3 separate regions of the Mus musculus genome follow, and regions 1 and 3 are each linked to region 2. Evidence: chromatin loops called from intact Hi-C (ENCODE). Cell type or tissue: gastrocnemius. All regions are shown on one strand.

Evidence for each region. Peaks named below come from ENCODE experiments on the same cell type or tissue, not always from the same donor. Only the 100,000 strongest peaks of a DNase experiment are listed, where the experiment ranks them.
Region 1: it touches region 2 in a loop (9-fold over the local background); 12 of 42 quality-filtered maps call a loop at or near these places.
Region 3: a loop joins it to region 2, with 2.3 times the contacts of the local background. A loop is called at or near these places in 9 of 42 quality-filtered maps.

Annotation. Positions count from the first base shown.
Region 1 is chr5:21,585,431-21,587,930 of GRCm38, forward strand. The region is part of intron 7 of Fbxl13 (F-box and leucine-rich repeat protein 13); the gene reads right to left. Among named protein-coding and RNA genes, the nearest start is that of Lrrc17, 43 kb to the left of the region's middle. In gastrocnemius, a CTCF peak has its summit at 1,561 (motif pointing left); a DNase peak (open chromatin) is centred at 1,545.
Region 2 is chr5:21,325,380-21,327,879 of GRCm38, forward strand. The region is part of intron 4 of Ccdc146 (coiled-coil domain containing 146); the gene reads right to left. Among named protein-coding and RNA genes, the nearest start is that of Fgl2, 46 kb to the right of the region's middle. In gastrocnemius, a CTCF peak has its summit at 1,312 (motif pointing right); a DNase peak (open chromatin) is centred at 1,305; H3K27ac peaks cover 1,124 bases.
Region 3 is chr5:21,386,331-21,388,830 of GRCm38, forward strand. All of the region lies in intron 2 of Ccdc146 (coiled-coil domain containing 146), which reads right to left. Among named protein-coding and RNA genes, the nearest start is that of Fgl2, 15 kb to the left of the region's middle. In gastrocnemius, no CTCF peak of the experiment used is centred here; no DNase peak of the experiment used is centred here.

The DNA of each region.
Region 1 (2,500 bases), 260 kb after region 2:
AAGGGAGGAATGTTTTCTTTGTTTTGGTTTGGTTTGTTTGTTTTTGTTTTTTGTTTTTTTGTTTTTTCGAGACAGGGTTTCTCTGTATAGCCCTGGCTGTCCTGGAACTCACTCTGTAGACCAGGCTGGCCTCGAACTCAGAAATCTGCCTGCCTCTGCCTCCCAAATGCTGGGATTAAAGGCGTGCGTCACCACTGCCCGGCTTCCTCAGACTCTTATAAACATAAATCTGGGAATTTTTTTAAAGCTGCATCATAAACTATATTCTTACAGTGAATTAAACAAAGTACTAGGTGGAACTCTATAATGTAGTCTCTGTTCATAGTTCTTTACAATATTTTATTACTATTGAGCTGCAAACTCTGTAGAAAGTTTTATATAAACCACTTGAAAATATGATCATGTGATAGTTCAAACTGATAGCTACAGAAAGATAGCAAAAAGATGAGCATGCTTGTTTTCTGCATGAAGGAAGTATTCTGGAAGAAAGCTAGTGATCTTTCTCTAAATAGTAGCTAAAACACAGAACTCATTTAATAATTGCTAAGATGAACTGCATTTTCCTAAAGTTATGATATTCTTAGGAAAGCTCAATAAACCCATCTGGTTTCCATCTCTGGATAAGTAGCAGATTGGGAAAAAATATTCTTGATACAAAACATCAATAAATACTAAAACAAATTTTAAACATAACTTGAATTTTTTTTTAAGTAAAGAAAGTTTATAAATCCAGACTGACAAGCACTCCTGGTACAAGTGTCTGGAAGGCAATAGGGATGGTTTCATGACAAATGAGCTCTGTAAGCCTATGCAGACACAGGAGACAGTCACCACACTTATCCAACAGAGGCACATACTACACATTATAATGCCGTTGGAATAAAAATAAACCCTCCCCCAAAGAACTGGTAAGCAAAGACCAGCTGCCATGCCTGCTTTAACTGTTTATGGAATCCACCTGAAATCTATGATCTTTGCAGCTGGATTTGATATATTAGCATGAAACATGGTTCCAAATTGAAAATAACCCCTGGGACATTGGTCAGAAATAAATCATTTTCTCTAAAGAGACACAAACTGGAGCCAAGCATTACAGAACTGCCACAAATTAAGCCCAAATAAAACTAAAGGCTAACCAACACGAGGAGAAAATCCAGTAAGCGTAAACAGAAATGAAAACATCACTGGTCAGACTGTGATCATAAAACTCCTAAGTTTTAAGTTTAAGGTAATCAATACAAGGAAGACAGCATTCTTGAGAAAGATACTGTCAAAAAAGACTAAAATCTAAAATTAAATAGGAGTAAGAGAGAAAGTGCACACACACACACACACTTTCCGAAGAATATTGAAATCCCCAAAGGGGTGGAGGATACAAATAGTTCATGATGAGCAAAGAATCTAACCAGTACATAGCTACCCACACTAACCTTGTAAAACAGTAGTGTGACTAAAGCATTAGAGGAGAGACTGCTCAACAGTTAAGAATGCTTTGCTGAGCCTGAGGACCCAATTTGGGTGGCTTACAACTGCGGGTAACATCCACTCCAGGGGACCCACTGCCCTCTGCTGGCCTCTTCAGCACCTGCACTCTCAAATTTTAAAGAGACTAAACACTAGATGATAATAACCTAAGAATGGAGAGAGCAATCACGACTAAACTATTCTAAATTCGGTTTTCGCTCAGGAAGAAAACTATACCTATTCGTTCACATTGTTATTGCCTAAAAAGTGTGCATGTTGTGCTGGCTTCGGGTTAAGCAATACAAAGAAGTATAGTTCTTGAGTGAGGAGGATCTAAAAACTCAGGAAGCACTCCACACTTCTCAAACTGCCTTCTGAATATTTATATTTACACTCATCGACAAATGCTACTTGCAGGGGGTGTTTTTGTGCACTGTGTATTCAAATGCTAATATCTGCACCCAGAGACCTGGATGCAGCCAGGACTTGCTATAATATTAATTTACATATATGTATAATTAGATATTTTCTTTATTTACATTTCAAATGTTATCCCCTTTCCTAGTTTCCCCTCCGAAAACCCCCTCCCCCCTCCCCGTGCTCCCCAACCCACCCACTCCCATTCCTGGTCCTGGCATTCCCCTATACTGAGGCATAGAACCTTTACAGGACTTGTCCTCTCATTGATGGCCGACTAGGCCATCCTCTGCTACATATACAGCTAGAGCCACAAGTTCCACCATGTGTTTTCTTTGATTGGTGCTTTAGTCCCAAGGAGCTCTGGGGGTACTGGTTAGTTCATATGGTTGTTTCTCCTATGGGGCTGCAGACCCCTTCAGCTCTTTGGCTACTTTCTCTAGCTCCTTCATTGGCTATTGTCCTTATTAAGAAGTATTTCCTGACTCGGTTTTTGTTTTGTTTTTTTTGTAAAACATTGTTCTTCATCGTCTTCTGATTGGTCAATAAAGAGCTGATCAGCCTATAGCTGACAGGAGAGAAGGCGGGACTTCCGTGCCTTGAAACAGGCTGAGGTTCT
Region 2 (2,500 bases):
AAGTATTTGGCTGCATCTAAGACTGTGTTTTGGGGTTACTTTTGTAGTGAAAAACTGAATCAGCTGGAAATAAATGACATCGAGAGATGTTCTTCTTAAGATGCAGCTTCTGAGACTTTTGTTCCTCCGTTAGTCTTGATGTTTGGAGTTGTTTTTTGGTGTGTGCATGTAAAAGCTGCAGGGAGGTCTTTGTCACTTAACTCAGGAACCTCTAGCATGCAGGCTGACATCTGCTGTCTCTTAGGCAAGCTGAGCTCTCTTTGCCTGGTTCTTCATATGGGAAAACTGTTGAATGGTTATGTGATGGGATTCTAGGCTTTACTCAGAAACATGAAAACAGTTAATATTTTGGCTTTAGTAGACATGGTTCAGTTCAGGTCAGGTCAAAAGATCCAGCCAATGCTGCTGGCAACTATGGTTTTTAGACTGATTTAATTTTCAGCACCTTTGCATTGCTAGCTAGAGCTTTCCTGTTGGGACCTGGAGAGCTGACTGACCACTTAGCTAGTTCTCAAAGTTTCTGCGGGCTGTGTGGGATCAGATCTACAAATATGCAGCTTGAGGGTAAGCCAGGAAGTTCATGAGCAACTAGTTTATATCCATAAGCTTTGTCTAACCCCTCATCAGGAAGCTCAGAAGAGTTGGATTTTTCTCTGTTGATCTCTAGGGTAAACTTGGAGGGTTTTATCAGAATCTAAGCAGCCTGGGAGAATTAAAACACCCAAGTCTAGTTGGCTCTGACTTTCTGGGTGAAAGATGGAAAATAATTCCATCTAATACTGCCCTGCCTCTCCTTCAAAGGGCTAGAGTGGACAGGAAAAGCGCCATTAGACTCACTCAAGCTCTGATGCCTGATCACAGGGCTATCTGACGCTTCCCCTTCTCCAACGATTCCACCCCCTGCTGCAGTCTTATCATCGCAGCGCCTTCTCCATGCAATGCTGTGTCTGGTCAGCAAGAGAACACAGCCAGACTTAAAGCATCTAGAATCACTTAACTCTATGATGAGATTTGGGCTGGGTGGAGCATTGTGGTCATACTGAATCAAACCGATCCTACCAATTAGAAGATCCAGGAACAAGGAGCCACGGGTAGACACACATCTGTGCATCAGGTTTTATTCTAGCATATTTTCATTGGTAATGATGTACATTAATGATAGTTTCATGATGCCTGACACATGGAACCTAATATAAATGAGCACAGATTCAAGCTGACTTTTTTCAGTTTTGAGTATTTACCACTTGGTCCTTAGACTTATCTTTTCCCTTCACCTGCTACACAGCACTTTGGGCATGCTGCCACCAGGGGGTGTTTGAGTGCTGCCAGCCATTGCTGATGAAGGAAACAATGGTGGTAACTAACATGAACCCAAGATAAGGGCTTGCAGTCTTCTCTTTAAATAGATACAAAATGGCGTTTTCTTTGAACAAACAGAATGGTTAGTTATCTAGGACTGTGAAGGCTGGTTGTATTCCTATTAAGGAATTTCTCCTTTAAGAAACAGGGACTTTTATTTCCTTTAAAAGGTGCACTCTTCTATTCTCAAAGAATAACACTGTGTACCATGGTGGTCCTTTCATTCTTCCATGTATGCTTAGTAAAATTATATTAACTGCATATGCATGGTTGAGTGTATTTTTGTCGAAATTACATAATGTTTTCCTAGTTGCTAAACAGATTCCACAATTAGTAATTGAATAGTTATTCTCAGGGTTTTCTATTGGGAGGAGATACTATGATAAAATGATTCTAAGCATTATTTATCACACACCAGGCCTATCCTATGCAGGAATCTACACACATTTCTACGCTCCATAGTTTTGCCAGGTTGTGCAAAAACAAACAAAAAACAAAAAACAAAAAACAAAAAACAAAAACAAAAACCAGAGATAAGTACTTCCCCCCAGCACAGTTCTGGCTGTGACAGGTATGGGGACTCCAGAGTTGATGCCAGGCAACAGAATACAGGAATACAACCTGCTGAAAGACAACCAGCTTTTCAAAACTTCAGATGACGTTCAATTTTTAATTTTTTTAAAATTTTTTTATTACGTATTTTCCTCAATTACATTTCCAATGCTATCCCAAAAGTCCCCCATACCCCCCCCCACTCCCCTACCCACCCACTCCCACTTTTTGGCCCTGGCGTTCCCCTGTACTGGGGCATATAAAGTTTGCGTGTCCAATGGGCCTCTCTTTCCAGTGATGGCCGACTAGGCCATCTTTTGATACATATGCAGCTAGAGTCAAGAGCTCCGAGGGACGTTCAATTTTTTACATTTGTAAATAATGTCACAATGTTGACAGATTACATTTAACCTGTTTTACTTTTTTTTTTTTTTAGATTTTCATTTTCGCATGGCATTGCTGGGACAAGACTGGATTTTGTTATGGTAATACATGCCACATACTAGAGTGAGTACATGTTAACTCTTAGCCTCATATTCAAATAACCCTTGTTCTCTCCTAACTGAACAAACCTGCCTGAAGGCTACAA
Region 3 (2,500 bases), 61 kb after region 2:
GTTTTAAAAATGAGATCTTGGAGAGATATTTGTATATCATGTCCAGAGAAGATAACACGTTCACTGATAATCATACAAGGCATTGTTAGTCTTAGGAAATTCTGGCACTGGCTCCAGCATGGGTGAACCTTAATGACACCAAGTTAAGTGAAGTAAACCAGCTACGAAAAGAGAAACGGTCTGTGATTCCACTCCCAGAAGCAGCACACGCACAGAGAGAAGAGAGACAGAGAGGTAGCTGCCAGTGACTATAGGAAGAGGAAGTTCACTATTTAATGAACACACAGTTTCAGTTTTGTTGGTGGAAATTGCTGAGACTTGGTCTGTTGCTATGAACTGTAATGATAAATACTGGCCCCCAAGGTCTGGTTGCCTCCAGGCACCAGGAAATCCTCATGTATACCAAGATATGATATGTAAACTTACTCCTTAATTTAAAACTATTGGTTGAATAAAGAGGCCTACGGCCTATAGCTGGGCAGAAAAGAGGTAGGTAGAATTTCGATTCTTGGGCTTGGGGTCTGAGACACAAGAGGAGAAGGAGGGAGAAAGTGGAAAGACGTAAGTGGGGTGAGTGAGTCATGAAAACATAGCCATGAGGGCTGGCCAATTGAAGAAAGAGTGGCCCAGGTGAAACATGGCAAGTTATAACTCAGGGTTATTGATAGGGGTGTAGATACTAATAGCGTAGAGGCTAGATATCTGCCAGCTCTAGTGTCGTCTAAGACTTATTATAAATTTAGAAGTTTTTGTGCCTTTTTTCTGGGAGGTAAATGATCTAAGGTGGGGTTAAAAACCCCAATTAATATTAGTGACAACAGGAAATGTCCCAGAAGATGCCTTGTGAAGCAAGAGTATACTCAGCACTACTATAAACTTAAAAAATTTGAATCATAAAGATTCAAAAATAAATAAACCCACTGACCCGGCAACCCACTGTTAGGTATTTATCCTTTCAATCTGATAATCCCAGTGTAAAATGGTTTGAACGGAGTTATTTGATTTATTATTGTGTCTAATTGAAACATGAAGATTGAAAATGACCAAAACTCTCAAGACAGAGAACTACCTAAAATGTTATACTGAATACTATTTGAACCATAAAATAATACAAAAATAAATTTGTATATGTAAAATGCAAGTGTGGCTATTAGAATACCATTTCCTTCTTTGTGCATAGACTTCCTGTTATGCTATCTATATAAAGGATGGCCCAAGACTGCTCTGAGGGGTGGCCTTCAGATAGTGGAATGGGGTAGTAGGCTGACTTACAGTGACTTTCCCAGCATCTATAGGGTTTCCAGGTCTGAAAGGCAGATAATGGGAGCAAATGAGGTCTGGTGACAGTGACTGGGCAATTTATTGGGTCAATACTTCTGATGGAACAAAACTTATCTGTGGCTGGTGAGGATGTCCAGCAAGAAATTCTGACCTCTTTTAACTCTTCAGTGTATATATATACATATATATACATATATATACATATATATATACATATATATACATATATATACATATATATACATATATATACATATATACATATATACATATATATACATATATACATATATACATCTACATCTACATCTACATCTACATCTACATCTACATCTACATCTACATCTACATCTACATCTACATCTACATCTATATATATATATATATATATATATATATATATATATATATACATATACAGACAGATATACATTTGGATGGATGGATGGAGTAGAGCCCCCACAAACTACCCATCATCTTTATTTCTTTTCTCTGGACTTTTTATAGACAAAGTTCTTAGAAAATTACCCCAGATAAGATGTTATACAAAACAGGAGTAACAAAAGAATGTTGATACTAAAAGTTCAGAGCCCTGTTTCCTTCTGTAAGCTCATTTTAAGTTCAAAGCAACAGTTTTCACATGCCCTTACCTTATCATGGTGCACACCTGTGGCTTCATCCTTGAATCCAAATGCTTTTCCTTGAACACAAATTCGTCCCACACCCACCTCTCCTTTTAGTGTAGTATGAAAGCTCATTGTAGTCTTATTATGCAGCCTTTACTTACTGTATGAGAAGCAGGCACATTCTATTCTGGATTCTAACTTTGTTACATCTTTCTAGCAAACAACCAAAACATCTATTAATGCTTTCTTCCTAAAAGTATTTAAATCAAATCAAGAACTCTATAAAATCACTAATTTATCTAAACAGCATTAATTCATCAAAGTTCATCTCTATGTTGATCTGCAGGAGATCTGTCCAACAGTGTGGCCTGAGGCCAGGAATCCAGAGGCTATGTGATAGTAATAGGAAAATGTACCAGCAACAAGAAGCAATCCTGAGGAGAAGTTTCTTGGGACCTTGCCTCTCAGAGCTCATCTATCTTAGGCTATGCAAAAAAGGGCAGGCCACCTCCAGGAAGACCACCTGCTAGCCTTAGCCTTTCTTAGATTGCTCCTGACAGCTAACTTCATTGTGTATGGTTTTGAGCATTCTG